Regions from separate parts of the Homo sapiens genome. Here region 2 is linked to region 1. A link is a loop called in an ENCODE intact Hi-C map of the cell type or tissue named here. Cell type or tissue: CD4-positive, alpha-beta T cell. All regions are shown on one strand. Links, peaks and the distances in the headings refer to the core of each region. The heading gives the core; the rest is flanking DNA. Region 1 has its middle 6.7 kb from the start of SLC43A3. Region 2 overlaps P2RX3 (purinergic receptor P2X 3).

What was found. Peaks named below come from ENCODE experiments on the same cell type or tissue, not always from the same donor. Only the 100,000 strongest peaks of a DNase experiment are listed, where the experiment ranks them.
Region 2: a loop joins it to region 1, with 2.3 times the contacts of the local background. A loop is called at or near these places in 13 of 110 quality-filtered maps.

Annotation. Positions count from the first base shown.
Region 1 is chr11:57,429,292-57,438,373 of GRCh38, reverse strand. No RefSeq gene overlaps it. Among named protein-coding and RNA genes, the nearest start is that of SLC43A3, 6.7 kb to the right of the region's middle. In CD4-positive, alpha-beta T cell, for the core only: no CTCF peak of the experiment used is centred there; DNase peaks (open chromatin) are centred at 3,543, 5,473 and 6,163.
Region 2 is chr11:57,352,244-57,361,325 of GRCh38, reverse strand. All of the region lies in intron 8 of P2RX3 (purinergic receptor P2X 3), which reads right to left. Among named protein-coding and RNA genes, the nearest start is that of P2RX3, 18 kb to the right of the region's middle. In CD4-positive, alpha-beta T cell, for the core only: no CTCF peak of the experiment used is centred there; no DNase peak of the experiment used is centred there.

The DNA of each region.
Region 1 (9,082 bases), core at 824-8,823:
GTCTGCTCTTCCAAAAGCCTTGGGCCTCTGACTGCAACATGGAGTCTGGGTATCACTCCCCATCCCTGCGCCACTCACCTGCTCTGGCGCTAGGCGTGTGCCTAATCACTTAATTTCTCTGTGCTGCCTCTTAGGTATCACTTCCCCTGATCCCAAATACTTACCAGGTGTGGGATGATACCTGACTAGTTACTCCTTGGAGGTATCTGCTTCTCACCGGGGACTCCGAAACCAAACGAAAAGCAAGGCCAAGCCCAGCCTAAAGGACGCTTCCTACATGACTTCAGGCTTGCGGGGGCTGGAGCGTGGGGGTGGCAATGGAGTTGGGGGGGGCTCAGGGAGGGGATGTGGAAGTGCTTTGCTTTGCAAACTCTAGAGAGCCGTGTAAATAGGAGTGATTATTCTGTCCCTTCCCTTTCTTTCCAACAGGAATCAGCATCCCACAGCCCATGTTCAGCTATGAAGAATGGAAACTGAGGCTCCGGGAGGGGTATAGGGAGGAGCCAGCAGGGTCTTGAGTTCATATTAGTGCCCTTTCCTCCATAGGCACATCTGTGTTTTCTTTTATTTTATTTTGAATTTAATTTTTTTTTTTTTTGGCAGAGTCTTGCTCTGTCGCCCAGGCTGGAGTGCAGTGGCGCGGTCTCAGTTCACTGCAATCTCCGCCTCCTGGGTTCAAGTGATTCTCCTGCCTCAGCCTCCCGAGTAGCTGGGATTACAGGTGTACACCACCACACCCAGCTGATTTTTGCAATTTTAGTAGAGACAGGGTTTCACAGTGTTGGCCAGGCTTGTCTTGAAATCCTGACCTCAAGTGATCTGCTAGCCTCGGCCTCCCAAAGTGCTGGTATTATAGGTGTGAGCCACTGCGCTCGGCCACATCTGTGTTTTAAATGAGAGGAAAGGGGATAATGTGCATTTTGTGGAAGCTTGGGCCGTTTGTGTCTAGGACTCTTATGATCTTCATAAGTTTTCCCCCAGGGAGGACACTGTTCCACTTAGGGAGTCAGGACCCCCAGTCCTTACAAGATTCAGCCTCTCAAAATGGAGACAGCAGTTCCAGGCCTGGGCTGGGTTCTGTTCACACTAGGAGAGGGCAAGTGAGTGGTGTTTGGGATGTGGGGAAGTATTATGAAAACAGAGATGCTCCAATTCCTAGTGATAGGAAACCATTAAGCTACTTGGCATCTTAAAACCAAGAGCGGTTCAAGTTCTGAGATTGTTAACACACCTTACAACACCGCCGCCGTTATTAGGAAGAAGCTCTGTTTGATGACGTCCCACACTGTGGGTACCTTTATGAACAGGAATTTGCTTTTTCAAATCCCAGAGAAGTAAGATTAAAGTTGGCTGTTCTCCATCCTTGAAAAATTTGGTTTTAGGGTGAATTCAAGAATGACTGACCATACAGAATGGGGAGCAAACTTGGGAAGAAAGAAGGCACAGTTCAGAGCTCTCCCAATAGTCACCCCTGAACTGCACCCGGACCATCAGTTATCTCTGTGGGTAGAGCTCAGGAATCTAAAATCCATTTTAAAATTAAAGTATATCGGGGCTGGGCGCGGTGGCTCATGCCTGTAATCCCAGCACTTTGGGAGGCCGAGGTGGGAGGATCACGAGGTCAGGAGTTTGAGACCAGCCTGGCCACATGGTGAAACCCCGTCTCTACTAACAATACAAAAATTAGCCAGGCATGGTGGCAGACACCTGTAGTCCCAGCTATTCGGAAGGCTGAGTCAGAAGAATTGCTTGAACCTGGGAGGCAGAGGTTGCAGTAAGCCAAGATTGTGCCACTGCACTCCAGCCTGGGCAACAGAGGGAGACTCTGTCTCAAAAAAAAAAAAAAAAAAATTAAAGTATGTCATACATACTGTTACAGGCACAGACCTTAAGCGTACAGCCCAGTGAAATTTTACACATCTATACAGCTATATAACTACCACCTATATCAAGACACATTCCAGGAACTCAGACTCCATCATACCCCTCCTCAGCAGAGGTAACAGACCCACACCTCTCCTGCTCCGGTGGTAATTAACCACTATTCTAACTTTTCTATCAATTAGTTTTGCCCATTCTTGAGCTTCACACAGATATACATTGTCAGGCATGATGACTCATGCCTGTAATCTCAGCACTTTGGGAGGCCGAGACGGGAGTATCACTTGAGCCCAGGAGTTGGAGACTACTCTGGACAACATAGTGAGACCCCCGACTCTACAAAAAAAATAAATTAGCTGGTCATGGTGGTGCGTGCCTGTAGTCTTAGCTATTTGAGACGCTGAGAGAGGAGAATCTCTTGAGCCTGGGAGGTTGAGGCTGAAGTGAGCCGTGATTGCACCACTGCACTGCAGCCTAGGTGACAGAGTGAGATTCTGCCTCAAAAAAGAAAAAATATGGCCGGGCGCGGTGGCTCAAGCCTGTAATCCCAGCACTTTGGGAGGCCAAGGCGGGCGGATCACGAGGTCAGGAGATGGAGACCATCCTGGCTAACACGGTGAAACCCTGTCTCTACTAAAAATACAAAAAAAGAAAGAAAAAAAAATTAGCCAGGCATGGTGGCGGGCTCTTGTAGTCCCAGTTACTTGGGAGGCTGAGGCAAGAGAATGGTGTGAACCCGGGAGGCAGAGCTTGCAGTGAGCCGAGATCGCACCATTGCACTCCAGCCTGGGCGACAGAGTAAGACTCTGTCTCAAAAAAAAAAAGGAAAAAGAAAAAATATATATACATTGTGTACTTTTTGGCATCTGGTTTATTTTGCTCAATATCACATCTGCGAAATTAATCTACACTGTGTGTATGAAAGGTTGGTTCTTTTTGTTGTGATGCAGTATTCCGTCGTGTGACTACGGGACAATTTGCTTATCCGTATTCCTATCGGTGGGCATTTGGGCTGTTACCAGGTTCTGGCTGTTATGAATAAAGTTGCTATGGATATTCTTGTACACTACTTCTGGTGAGCGTATGCACTCATTTCGCTTATGTAAATATCTTGGGTGGAATTACCTGATCATAAGGTAGGTGTGTTGGCTTTGTAATGTGCTGACTTGGTTATGTTGAATTCCCTTTTTTGTGTATTTCTGGTTAGAGCGGAACATGAGGGTGTCTCTTCAGGGAATCTGGAGGGTGGAAGGGAAGCAGGAGTCGGTTTCTGGCTCACACATGTTGTGACTGAACTGCTGGTACACCTGGTTGGCATGGAGCTGGCTTCTCCTTTGGCGTTGCCTACTGTTGGGGCAGGTGTGTATGTGGTTAGCTCCATGCAATGAACCCGGGCTTCTGCAAAATACATTAACAACGACAGAGACAACAAAAGCTGATGTGGATTTAAAGGCTTCAGTTCATCCTCATGGGGTTCCAGTTCATACTTATGGGGCTCAGTTTGCTCTGTCTTGCCCACTTTATATCCATCTTCCTTTCCCAGTTGCCTGACCTGTGGAATTCAACTGCAACATGACATGCAAAGATAATAGCCTTACAAGATTGCTTAACTACCTCCTACAATTGAGTAAGGCCAAATCCCTGTAGCAATCCACAGAGAGAGTGGTTCCACATCCCTGGTTGAACTTGGCTGATTCATTAAGTGTTTGTTTAACTTATTTCGAAACTGCCAGACACTTTTCCAAAGTGGTTCTTACTGCTTACTCCCTCCAGTTGTTCTGCGTCCAAGCTCCACCTTGATATTTTCATTCTTTTAAATTTTACCCATTCCGGTGGGTGGATATACCTGATTTTTAAACAAGCTCTCCTTCAGCTTGTTATGAAAGCGAATGGGTAAGAAACTAGTCTGTGGAAAGACTTTAGTGCTTAAAGGATGCCAGTTTGATTTTCAATGATATCTTCACCACTTACTGGCTGTATGATCTTAGTTGACTTTTTATCTCTCTAGGCTTCAGTTTTTTCATCTATGAAATGAATTATTAATCATCGCTAACAAGTATTGACTGCTTACCAGATGGCAGACACTGTTCTGAGCACTTTATGTGTATTCCCTCATTGAATCCTCTTGACAGATGTTGAGGTGGGTGCTATTATTATCCCCAATTCAGAGAAGGGGAAACTGACTTAGGTAATCTGCCCGAGGTTGCAGAGCTTATAAGTAACAGAGCCAGGATTCAAACCCAGACGGTCTGGCTTCCAAGTCCATGTTTTTACCATCTCTGTCCCTCCATTATAAGGAAGCATGAGGATACAGTGACAACACAGAAGTGAATTCTCTGCAAAGGGCAACACAACTAGTATGTATTGATTATTCCTCTTCAGTGGGTCTCAATGGGAAATTGCCTTTCAGTTCTATTAAATACGCAGAAATTAATCTAAGCAAACAAGGAAACAAAAAGCCTTCCACAATCATGATAAATGCAGCCAGAAAGGTAAGATCTTCATAGGATCCAGAAAAATCCAGCACTGTCCAAAGGAGAGGACACCCAGATGGCTCCCTGCCTTGGATATTCTGATCCTTGGCAGGATGGAGGCTTTATAGAGGTATGTCAAGCTTCACCTATGTGTCAATCCATCAACTCCCTTCCCTCTGACTTTGTACTCAACAAAGAACCTTCTGGTATTGATTTCCTTTCCCAAAAGCCTGTCCTTCCTGAAAGAGATTGTGCTGACCAGTCAGCCTTAGGATTCCCATCTGCTGGGTGGTTTCATTTCTCAGTGTTAATTAATAAATTGCATTTCAGGTTTATCAATCAGTCTCTTATGAGTTTGTTTAGTGTGGGTCATTTCCCCTATACTTAATCACAACAACTAAGCTCCCAGGGAGGGGTAGGGGAGGGAACACCATTGGAGTAGTATAACAGAGATGTCCAAAGAATGGTATGAAAAGATATACTATCAGGCTGAAGAGGACACAGAGAGGACTTCTGTATGGGGAAGGGAACATCAAGACAGGATTCCTGGAGGCAGATCACATTGGCACAGGAAAAGAGGTACTTCAGCATAATGGTGAAAACATGGGCTCTGGATACTGGGAAGTCTATCTCTTCCCATTTACTGGCTGAGTGACTTGGCCAAGTTACTTCATCTCTTGAGGCCTCAGTTTCTTCATCTTTAAAGTTGGCATAATGATAGTACCTCCGCCTCCTTATGGGGTGGCTGTGGGCATCAAATAATAATATATATTACATATAGCTCTTAGCCCAATGCCTGTCCCAAAAGCAGCACTCAGTAAATGACTGTCATTACTGTTGTCATTATTAATACCCAAAAGGGTGCTTTCATTGAGAATTCTAGAAAGGCACACATTTGAGGCCTGCTGCCTCCCTGATGCCCCTGAGGCAATTTTGTCTTAAAAGGAATAAGGATTGAGTCTGTGTTTGCTTTAAGACCTGGAGGGCAGAATGCTTTTTGCAGATAGGGCTCTTTCCTTGAGAGTGGTCACAGCCCATCTTGCGGTTTTGCAGCCCACGAGGAGAGCTGCATGTACAATCTATAAGAACCCATCAGCCCCGGGAACTTCCGTGGTTTCTGAGTCACTCTCAGGCCACTTCAGCTTCCAAGCAGAGGCTCCCAGGGCGGACTCACCATATAGGCCTTTTCTGCCCTCTCCCGTGCAGCATCTGGAGGAACATTGCAGCACCCCACGACAGATCCCTGCTTAATGTCAGCCTCTGTACAGAGTCCCAGCATTTCAGCAAGTCAGGGCTAAGAGAGGTTCAGCACTCGCTTCACAGAGGTAGGAATGGAGGCCCCAAGAGAGAAAGGTGCCCGGGGCAGCCCACCCAGGGGGCTCCAGAGCCAGGACTGGACCCTGGGTCTCCCACTTCCTTGTCCAGTGCTCTGTCTACAGTCCGCAGTGGAGCCTTCCCTAATTTCACCACAGACTTGCTTCTGGTCTAATGCCATGCCTTGAGTATCATCTGGGGTTCCCATCCTACATGTGCTCTCCTGGCAAGTGGAGGTTCCCCTCCACCCCAGCTTCTCCTTCTCCCTCCAGCTAATCCCTACCCACTTCCCCATCCTCCAGCACCATGGAAACTGTTCCAGTCTCTTCCGGCTTCCCTTTGCCTTTTTCCACAACAAAAGTCCAGTGTTCAATCGGCCCCAGCAGTTTCCTGCTCTTTTCATCTTTGGGGTGTTGGGCAAAGCTCTCAATGTGAAAAACCCCGTTGTTTTCACTCAGGAGTCGTCTCCTTCTCCTGGATCCATTTCCTCTTTTCATGATCATGCGTGTGGGTGGGTGTGGTGTCTGTGTGAGCAGGGCAGGGAGACACAGAATCACAGAGAGGCAGCACTACTCTCTTGTTTTAATCAAGGGTGCTGTCTGAAAGAATTACCCATCTTCATTCCTATTAGTAATAACTGGTACCCCCATCAACCCGATTCCAGAACTCATGCTCTGTGTAGCTCTTGGGAAGCCTCCCAGGAAGGCTGGGTAGGGCACAGATTAAGAGCATCAGCTGGCTGGGCATGGTGGCTCACGCCTGTAATCCTAGCACTTTGTGGGGCCAAGGCAGGCAGAACACTTGAGCCCAGGAGTTTGAGACCAGTCTGGCCAACATGGCGAAACCCCATCTCTACAAAAAATGCAAAAAAATTAGCTGGGCATGGTGGTGCACGCCTGTAATCCCAGCTACTCGGGAGGCTGAGGCAGGAGAATCACTTGAACCTGGGAAGTGGAGGCTGCAGTGAACTGAGATCACACCATTTCACTCCAGCCTTGGTGACAGAGTGAGATGCTGTCTCAAAAAAAAAAAAAAAAAAAAAAAAAAAAGCATTAGTTTCAGTCAGAGCATCAGGTTTCTATCCCAGTCCTGACACTGCTACCTGGTGATGTTGGGGGAGTTGCTTCGTCCCTCTAGGCCTCAGTTGGCCCAGATAATAGATGCTAATAACAACACCTATCGTGAGATTCAGTGACAGATTAAGCAAAAAGCGCTTCGAATCAGATACATAGTCAGTGCTCAGTGCCCAGCAGGTATTATTGATATTCCTTATTTTTCTTCTCAGGGGTAGGACGTGCCTCCATGTTGACACAGTGTTCCCCAGCCTAGTCCTTAGAGTTGCAGGTTTAGATATTGTCAGTGCACTGAGGCATTCCTTTCTAGCAAAGTCTATCGGGAAGTGCAGTTACCAGTAAACAGTTGCTTGATGAACATAGAAGTGGAGCTGGGGCTTGGGAGGGTGGGTAGCAGTAGCCTCATAAGCCCTGGTGTGGTGGGGCTTGGGGCTCTGCTTTCTCTTAGGCCTGGCCCAGTGCTTCCAGTATCTGGTCTGGTGGGGGAGCTCTGTTTTCTGCATGGTGAAAGGGAGGCTGATCCAGGCTGATCCTCTGCTGCCTCTAGCATCCACTGAAGCTGAGCTGGCTGCTCTGAGGGGCCAGAGTGGCCCCCACCCTCCAGTGCCTCTTTGGGTATCCTTTCAGATTCACCTCTGTTAAAGAGAAAGGTCTCCCCAGAGCAAGGAGGCCTCATATTTACTTGGCTATGTAGTAGTTCCCCACCCTCCTGAGAACTGCTTTGAACACACTAGGAGATACCCTGAAGAGCCAGCTCTAAGACTCCATCCCCTTCCTGTCTACTGTGGCTCATGAACAGACTTCCCACAGCTTACAGGACAATCCAAGCCCCTGCCTTAAGCCCAGACAGTCTTGGGGGGTTGTACTGAGTGCATTTGGGTGTCATCTAGAGATCAGTTCTCTAGGGTGGGACTTCTTAAGCAAGGTAAACTGAGCTCACCCATTACTTAGTGGTTTTCCCCCTAATTTATTTCTTTTTTAGGTTAGGAACACTTTGAAATTCTCCCTAAATGTGACTTTATTTCCTCTTTGTTTTCCAGTAAGTCAATAATATTTGTTAACAACAGTAGCTGCTATTTATTAATAGTGTACTAATTGGGCAGTTTTCATACATTATCTTTAATCCATACAGCTCGATTCCAATTTTATAGATGAGGAGACGGAAGCTCAGAGATACCAGTAATTGGCTCGATAGCAGTGTGCTTGTATTATTTTTGGCACTGCCTCAAGAGGATTAGAATTTTCTCTGCAGGTGAAATGATGTTTGCATTTACCTTTTGCTTTCTGACTTCCAAAACAGGCTGTAGAAACCCCTTTCAAGACCGTAGGTGGAAAACCAAACATTTTAATTTACATGAGCCCATTGTGAAAGGAAAGCTTATGTTTGTTTGTTTATGTGTTTGGCGTATCCGAAATCAAAGCCCTTTATGTGAATGGCTCAGAGTTTATCTACATATACAAATTTAGAAAGTGATGTCAGAGGGTAGGAGAGAATATCTGGACTCTGCCCAGAGAGTGGCAATTGCCCTCGCTGAGGTTGTTCAGAGGAAGTTTGAGGAGAGAGGTCTGTGGACAGGCAGGGACTGCATTGGAAGGTGGTGCTCTTGAGGACTAGAGGATACTAGCCATTGTTTGTGCCAGGGGAATGATGGAGTGCAGCTCACTTATACTGCCCTCTTTGGCAAACCCTCTTTCCCTAACCTAAACATATCCATCTTCCCACTCTGTCCATAAAAACATCCATAGGGTGGATCCTGGATATCCAGACTTGCTGATGATGGGAAGGAAAACCACCTCCAGCATTGGTACTTGGGCAGTAGGATGCAGGAGATCCAGTTCTATGCTCCCTCTTCCCCTCAAAGCAATGTCTCATGGCTGGCATCCCCAGACCCTGGACTGGTCCTTACCAGCCAGTTGACTGGACCTCAGAAGGGTTTTGAGCAGTTAAGTGAAGCCATCCAGTGGGAACCATGGAAATAAACTCTTGCAGGAGAATGGCGATGGCTTGGAAGCAGATGATGCCTCTGTGAGAGATGATGAGTGTCTGCATAGAGCAGTGGCCACGGATAGATAGGAGAGATATTAAGGGGTGAAATCAATAGGACATGATTGATTGATGTGGGCTGAATTCTTAATGCCCTCACTTAGATGGCGACGCTGGCCTCAAATCTTTCCACTTTCTTCACCACCCTGTGCTCTAGCTGGTTCCTAAATGTTATTGTTTTGTTGAGGTTCCGTGCCTTTCAATGTGCTGTGCTAGCATCTGCCTGGAAGACCATTCCCACACTCCAGAAATCTTGGGTTTCTTTGTCTGTCTCTCCCACAAGAGAATGAGCCCCT
Region 2 (9,082 bases), core at 520-8,519, 77 kb after region 1:
GCACATGTATCCCAGAACTTAAACTTAAAAAAAAAAAAAGTGACCCTCAAGCTGGGGCTTGAAGGATGGAGAGTTAAAAGGGCAAGAAGGCCAGAGGCAGGGGCCGCTTTCCTGGCTGAGGGATCTGCAGGCCCTCTCACGGGAAAGAACGTGGTGTTTCTGAAGCAGCTGGAAGAGGGTTGGTGGGCTGGTGGGTAGAGGCAGATGGAAGTGGCAGCAGCTGGGTCCACACATCCCAGCTGGCAGCCAATTGTGTGCATCTCTTCCCAATTCCATGTTTAGTGACTTCACCTTGGTAGCTTGAAATTGACCATCCTGGAGTATTTACCTCACAGAAATCCAGCCAATGCTACAAACCAGGGGCATGAGCTGGGGTTGGGACATCCCCCAGGGCTGCCTTTTCTCTCTCCATTAGGATTCAGGCCTCTACTACAGTATCTGCCACACCAGACTATAGCTAATAATTTGGACTACGGACTATGAGCCATATCTCGCTGTTTCTTTTTCTTTCTTTTTTTCTTTTTTTTTTTGAGACAGAGTCTCGCTCTGTCACCAGGCTGGAGTACACAGTGGAGCGATCTCGGCTCACTGCATCCTCTGCCTGCTGGGTTCAAGTGCATCTCCTGCCTCAGCCTCCCAAGTAGCTGGGATTACAGGTGTGCACCACCATGCCCAGCTAATTTTTTGTATTTTTTTTAGTAGAGACAGGGGTTCACCATGTTGGCCAGGATGGTCTCCATCCTGACCTTGTGAACCGCTCACCTCGACCTCCCAAAGTGCTGGAATTACAGGAATGAGCCACCGCGCCTGGCCTCATATCTCACTGTTTCTGTTTGCCCAAAGGCCTAATGCTCACAGTAGGGGGTTGAGTAAATGCTTGCTAGAAGAATAAATAATTTCTGAGATTCTTGACATCTCAAAGATTGAGTTTAGGTAGGTTGTCCTCAGGGCTCCCTCCTGCTGCCACTGGTTTCTCCAAATGCTCCTGATTCTGCAGGTGGAGCTAGTATAAGGTAGTAACAACAGGCTGCTTCTCTCCCCAGCAGAACACAGTTAGATTTGGCAGCTAGCTAGGTGGGAAAGTGGGTGCCACTTGTGGGAGCCAGCCTCTCGATAGGGGCAATGCGGGAAAGAGTAGGAAAATATATGTGGGACAGTTACTCCTGCTAAGCACTAGGCTAGAGGCTTCCACACCTGTTGTTTCATTTAGGCCTCACAACAGCTGAATGAGTTAGCTGGCGGCTTACGCACTTTGAAATGAGATAGTCCTGGGCCTGAATCCCGGCTGTGCCACCTAGTTTATATGACCTTGGGTGAATTACCTCTCTGAGTCTGTTTTTCCATCTGTAAAATGGAGATGAGAGCAGTAGCTCTAGGGTTGCCTAGAGGATTAAATGACTATGGAATGTGAAGGCTGAACATAGTACCTAGCACACAGCTTTCTCTTAATATTGGGTACTGGTCATCAGGCAACATGCCTGATTTTACAGGTTGGGGAAAGGCACAGACATGCTCCATAGGCTACTCTGCCTGCAAGGGGCACAGCTGGGATCTGAAATCTGGCTGCTTGACTCCAAAGCCCTTGCCTACCCCTACTGCCTCCCTAAGAGAGGAGCCAAAAGGAGTTCCTTGCAGCCTCAGTGGGCAGGGAGCTTGCTAAGCTGGTGTCTGTGAAAACACCTCAGCTGTGGAGAAAGCACAGCATGGCTGTGACTGCAATGATGCCATAGGCATCAGAGGAAAGAACAGAGCCCGAACAGCTGCCAGCGCTGAGCTGGAAAAGGGGAAAGCAGCCCAGAGGCACAGGCAGGGCCAGAGTTTTCAGGGTCGGGGGCTCCTCTGACAGGCGTGGCTGGAAGGGCCACTGGAGCCCAGACACTTGAAGGGCAGCGGGGATGGTTACCTGGTGGGCCAGAGACTCTGCACTTGCCCCAGGAGCCAGTCTCTGGTCTGGGCAGCCCTGCAGGTGGACCTCTGCAGCCCACATTCCCTGGCTTCCTCCCCCCTGGTTTCTGGGGAATTTGGTCAATGGGCGGCACTGGCAGGGGACCCGAGGGTGGGAAGGAGGGGATGGGGTATGTATCTGCTCGCTGCTTCCCTGCTCTGCCTTGATTTTGCCTGTGGCTGTGTCACTTTGACTGCTGCTCCTGTCAGGCACCCCAGCTCAAAACCAGGCTCCCATTCCTCCCGCGGGGGCGGCAGGTCTACAGTGGTGACGGCTTCCCACTTTGTTCATCCCTGTGTGCCTCGACTCCCATGCTGGTTCCTGTTGTGTAAATTTCTTCACAAACCCCAGCTGAATGTGCTTTGCCTCCGGGGCCTTCACTGAGACACCCCTAGCTGTGACCAGACAGGACACCTCTAACACAGGACTCAATCGAATGATTCTGAGGCCTAATAGTGCTGGGATGTTGTGCGTGTGAGTGCGTGTGTGTGTGAGTGTGCGTGCGCTCCCTTGTGGCATTACCAGCAAGAGATAAAGAATGAGTAAGTACAAACGTCAATTACCATAATAAATCATTTGTCAGATGCGCTTCTGCAGGGCAGGGCTGGAGCTCCATTCCAACGTGATTGTGATAGGTCTATAAATAATAGTGCATGCTTCAGCAGCCCAAATTTCCACAGCCCTTCCTCAGACACCCACACATGTTGATTCAGACTTTTAGGGCTTGAAGGAGCCTAAAAGATCATCATCTTTAACCAGCCCATTTTACAGAGGAGGAAACTGAGGCCCACAGAGGCAATGAGACGTGCTTAACATCACATCCAGGATTAACAGCAAGGCCTGAACTGTAGCCCACATCCTTCTGCTTTACTTCTGCTTCATCCTGACCATCCTTGGCTTGCCCCAGCATAACATATATATATTTCTTTTGTATAAGCATTTTTCGTTATTTGGATTCAAATTTATCATCACTATATTAAAACTTGCTTGATTCTAGGAACTGGTCTTGTTCATCTCTGTATTCGCCACAAAGCCCAGCATGTGATATAATCTGGAAGTTGAAAGAGACCTTCAAAGTTCTCCCTACATTATCTACAAAGGGTTTCCCTGCCGATGCCTGAATACATTCAGTGCAAGGAAACTCACTACCTGTAGGAGCAGCCCAAATTTAGCTTTGGATAGCTCTAACTGTTAGAAGTACTTCCCCATGCTGAGCTGACATTTGCAGTAGTCAGCAGTCAATAAACGTTTGCTGAATGGAGAAGGGTTTTTTTATCACGATGTACAAATCCCTTGGAAGCTCTCAGACATCTGTTTAGAAATGATCCATCCTCTCATCGAGTGGTGGAAATTCCTTCTTAAAGCAGGGACACGTAACTGTTACAGCAGCAGGAAAAACAGCAACAAACTTGCCGGAGCCGGGTTTGACTTGCAAGGGAAAACTTGGGCCTGGAATTTGGGTTTCTAAGTGAAAGTGGTGGTGTTCTCAGCAAAGCTTTGCCTGGTGGGAAGTAATTTTGCCAGCTGAAATACACTTTTACAGTTGATTTTATACTGATAGGAAAATATCTCCTGGCAGACTCTTTGCTTCAGGGTGGGGCAACATCCTTAGAACAGGCTGGAACTCTTCTCCTTAGAGAAGGGCCCAAAGCCATACTTATTTATTCATATTCCAGGCACCAAATCAACCTCAAAGGCAGGCATTAAAAAAAACGCTTCTTGTTGATCTTTAAAAATGCATTACTATTAATTTATCTTTAATTAATAAGGTAGGGAAAGATCAATGGACCTGGAGCCAGAAGATGTACCTGAGAGCCAGTTTACTCGCTCTCTGCTCCTGAGAGGGATCTTTTTGGCCTCAGTTTCCTCATCTGTAGAATGGGCGTTACCATACTGGTCCTACTTGTGGTTGCAAGCACAGGTTCTGGAGCCAGACTGCTAGGGTTTGAATTCTGGCTCCAGCAGTAGGAGCTGTGTGGCCTTGGACAGGTAGATGAAACCCCTGAGCTCAGGTATCCAGTTCTAAAATGTTCTCTTGAGTTGTTATATCTTTTTTTATTTTTTTGACAGTCTCACTCTGTCACCCAGGCTGGAGTGCAGTGGTGAGATCTCAGCTCACTACAACCTCCGTCTCTGGGTTCAAGCAATTCTCCTGCCTCAGCCTCCTGAGTAACTGGGATTACAGGTGCGTGCCACCACGCCTGGCTGATTTTTAAAAAAATTTTTAATAGAGACAGGGTTTCATTATGTTGGCCAGGACAGTCTTGAACTCCTGAACTCGTGATCTGCCCGCCTTGGCCTCCCAAAGTGCTGGGATTATTACAGGTGTGAGCCACCACACCTGGCTCTAAAATGTTCTCTCTTCAGGGTCAACAAGATAATCACACAGAGAACCTGCTAATTCTCTGGCTCACTGGTAAGTGTTCAATGAGTGTTAGCTAATATTTTCTATGAATAATACTGGTTGCTGTGAGAATAGGGTAGACATGAACATGATAAAGGGCTATCTAAATCCAAGATCACTCTAATTGCATCACTTCCACTGAAACCTAAAAATGATGAAGAAAATGGATTATGGAGAATTCAAGCAAGTACACTTCCCATGGAAGAGGGCCTTCAAGTGTTTCTGTGGAAATGACGGTGCTGGCTGCTTTTAACGCATATTCTATGGCTTTTGGAAAGAGAAAAATCCAGATTGTAGAGAGAATGATCAAAGCCAAGGGTGCACTTCGATTCTGTCTCTGTCAATTGGCCTAAGATCTTGCTGATCCACACGTTTCTGCCTGGAAGCAGGACAGGCGCCAAATCTCCGAGCTTCATGAAAGCTGCTGTGGGTACATTTCCAACATAAAACGATCACTAGAAACACCTACCGCACCAGGAACATCTAGCAGCTGAACAAATGTTTTTTTGTCCCAGACACCAAAAGAGGAAATCCAAAACTGCGTTGCCTTTTAGTAGCAAAGCTGTCTTAGGAACTCTCAGAGGAGAAACAAGAAATCAGGCATTTTGAAATGCAGTTTCGATTCTCTCCCGTCAATCACACCAGCCATCACTACCAGGTATATCTCTTAGAGCTATTTTTTTTTCCCCTTTTTTGCAGGCCATGTGATGGCGCAAGGCATGCTGGAAGCAATGGATATAGATCAAATCCCTGGGTTTGAGTCCTGATGTGCCTCTTAATTAGGCTGTATAATCTCAGGCAAGTTTTGAAATCTTTCTGAGCCTACCTTGGGGGTGGGGGAAGATGGTGAGCTGTGATCTGTCAAAAATAGGTGTGAAAGGGCTTTGCAAACTTAACTCTAGGGCTCTTAATCTGAGGTGCAGGGATAGGCTTTCATTTATTATTTATTTTTTAGAATTTTTAATCTTATTTTTGTAGAGAAGGAGTCTTGCTATTGCTGCCCAGGCTGGTCTCAAACTCCTGGCTTCAAGGGATCCTCCCGCCTCAGCCTCCCAAAGTGCTGGGATTACAGGCAGGAGCTTCCACACCTGGCTACGGGATAGGCTTTTAGAGGGCCTCAAAGTCTTGGAATTTTATGCTGCATAAATATAAATGCATAGAATAAGAACTGGAAAGAAACTCATTAAACCGTCCCAGATGTTAATTCCCTGCAAAGGGTGCAGGCCTGGGGGAATGAAGGGGACTTCCCATGTCATTACTTTGTATATATCAGTATTGGTTGGATTTATTACTCTGAGAATGTATTTGTATCTTATTTGTAGAAATGAAATAACCTGGCTAGGCGTGGTAGCTCACGCGTATAATCCCAGCACTTTGGGAGACCAAGGTGGGTGGATTACTTGAAGTTAGGAGTTCGAGACCAGCCTGGCCAACATGTTGAAATCCCGTCTCTACTAAAAATACAAAAATTAGCTGGGCGTGGTGGCGGGCACCTGTAATCCCAGCTACTGGGGAGGCTGAGGCAGGGGAATTGCATCAACCCGGGAGGTAGAGGTTGCAGTGAGCCGAGACTACTGCACTACTGCATTCCAGCCTGGGCAACAGAGCAAAACTCTGTCTCAAAAAAAAAAAAAAAAAAAAAGAAATAAAATATCCTTTAAGAAGAGAACTTGCCTGTGAATTTTCTCATGTCTATGAATACATGCATCTTCCTTGGACAATGGTCCCCATTTTCATCGGGGGCATAAAGCAGTTAGAGACCTCTGAAAGTTAAGGAAGGGCTGTAATTTCACAGATGAAAGTTGTCAGGACTTGTCCTGGACATCTCTGCAGGTGCCCCTCAGGTCCGTGCTCCTCCCTTCCTCGCCCTGCCCTGGGCTGCCTCAGTGGGCCACTTTGCCTCAGCTCTGGCTTCTGGTGGGGCTCTCCTGAGTCACAGCCACATGTCAGGCTGTCCTCTGCTCACAGCTCTGTCCGTCTCCATGTTCCTGTCACTGCTTCCTCTCCTCGCCTCTTCAGACCTGGGTGGTAACCAGTGTCCTGTTTCTGGCCCTGGCACTGCACTATCTGTGTGGTTTCCGTACACCCTGCCCACACCTTTGAAACAGTCCCTTTATTAAACTCTCCTCAGATTACCCAGTTAGAATGTGCCATCTGTTTCCTGCGGGGACCCTGACGGATACAGTATTTTTAATCTGTCATTGCACCATCAATGCCTATACACTCACGCACACACACACACACTGACACACTCACTCTCAGCCTCACACATTCACCCACTAACAAATACACCCACTCTCACGAACTCGCATGTGCACACACACTCACACACACACACAACATCACCTGTTCCCAGGACTTTGGGAAATATAGTACTCTTGTTAAAATCCTGCTCCTGTGAATTGAGGGTCTACCTGGGCCTCAGAAACCTTGCCAACAGAGAAGAGAGCCTCCTGAAGAACTGCAGGGCTCTGCTGAGGGCGCCTTTCACTTGTGCAGCACTGAACTGGTGACTCTCAACAGTTCTTATTTTTAGAAATTGCTGCATTTTGTCTGCTAGAAATCCAGATGACCCCACCAACTGCAATCTCAGTGTGCTTAGAAAGAGGCTTCATAAAAATACTAAGTTAAAGCGGCCCACGGAGTCTTTAGCCACGCAGAACAGACCAAGGAGTAAAAATAAAATGTCTCCACTAAATTTCAGGTAGGGGAAGAACAGAATCTTTAGGGGATCACAAAAATAAAGATTAACTTGCATGGACAGCACCAAGTACACTGGAGAGGATTTAAAGGGAGGCACATTTTGGCTCAATTTGAGGTCACCTTTCCAATGAATGGAGCAGGCCACTTTGCTTGCCACGGAGATCAGATATCCCCCAGTGTCAGGGTGATTACATGGGCCTGTAATCTCTTACATGGGTCCGTAAACTCCTTTAAATCACAAGGGTCACATTAGGAGTTGAGATCCAATGACCTTTGAGGCTACTCTAAGATGCCCCCTTTGGAACTTCCGCTTCCTCATCTGTAAAGTGACCGCCTTACTCTGGGTGACTGCAAGGGGAACTTCAACAGCTATAAATTCTCAAAATCTCTGATTCTGCAGGCAAAGAGCTACAAAAAATAGGGGCGGGGGGGGGGGAGTGACATTTGGAAGGGAGCTGCGAATGTAATTAGTGATGGAAATGTGAATCTCTAGCTGCCTCTGGATGTCTTAGTTAGCAGATTCAAACACGGCCGAATCTTGGCTGAATAATTCCATTCCCTCCAGAGCAAATGGCAACAGTAGGGGTGTTGAAAAATCTGCCTCTGTTGGAGGGAGCAGCAAATGAATTGTTTGGGAGACAAAAGGCCGGGCTATGAATTGTGCTGCCAGCATCTGCTAGTCTTGAAATCTCCTTGGAACTTAGATTCTTTGTTTTTAAGCTGGGATGAAAGTGTCAACCACATAGGCATGCTTTTTTTTCTGAGGATTAACAAGTACAAATGTCCCTAGTCTTCCTGGCTGGGGTGGAGATCATCCAAAGAAATATGTTTTGAATCCAGGCTCCCCCTCTTGCTTGCTTTGTGACTTTGAGAATGTTATTTAACAGTGAGACTCCATCTTCTCCTTTATAAAGTTGGGGGGGATATTGTAGCATCTACTTCGTAGGGCATGCAAGGAATGCTGAGCTGAAGCACACAAAACGTTTTGCACACAGGGTGACTAGTATGGTTTCTACTGATAAGTAGCTTGGTGAGATTCTAAAAAACAGCGTACATCTTACCATATCATAGAAAGTGCACTGTGACCCGCACTGAACCTGGCTTTGTGACCCTTTCTCTCTTATTCAAGCATTCAGAAAGACAGCTTTGCAGCCTCCCACACGTGGGCTCTTAGCTTAGCCTTGGGTGCCAGTAGTTTGAGGTTGCATGAGGGTGGTGGGTGGGCACCCAGGTGAAGGGATGGGAAGGGGCTTGGGCAGAGCCCTCTGCTTGCCACTGATATCAGATGTCCCCCAATGTCAGGGCTATTACTTGGGCCCTCTGGAAACTTTTAAATCACAAGGGTCAAACTAAGCAGCTTTGCCTCCTTCTTCTCTGGCCTGGGGGACTTTGTTGGGGGAGTCAATTATCTGAGATCCTAAGAGGGGGTGGTTTCTCTTAGGCCTCTGGGAATTATGCAGGCAGGGTCTTTGGGGATATTCCGTCCTGCCTCCCCAAATACCCTCCAAGCTTATTTAGGACCAGGTCTATCCCGCATCCTTCTGTGCTCAGGTGGGGAGGGAGGGAAGGCAGCCACAGTGCAATAAATTGGAGATAAAGAACTCCAGACCAATTCTTATTTAGATGAGAGATGCTGTTCTAAAACTGTACGATATCAGTAGTTGGGGGTCTTTATAATATTCACATTCTTCATAAGCTTTTCTGCCAAATGAGTTATTTGGAGGATTAAAGAATTCCCAATGGCCAAAGGGAAGTTATGAAGATGAAAACTTGCATTTTAGATCATGAGAATTTTATTAATATGTTACTATTTTAAGCCACCATACAAATATCCTTTGTATTGATCTCAGTGTGATATACCAACTGAATAAATATGCCAATTTCTGCCAGTGAGCCGCACAGTATTTTTAACCTACTTTAAAATATGTGTTGTTTCCTATGGTTTTTTTAAAGTTTGGAGTTGATGATGAAAGTACTTCAATTTTTAAAGATTCTTCTTTCCAGAGAATATACATGTATATTTTAAACTA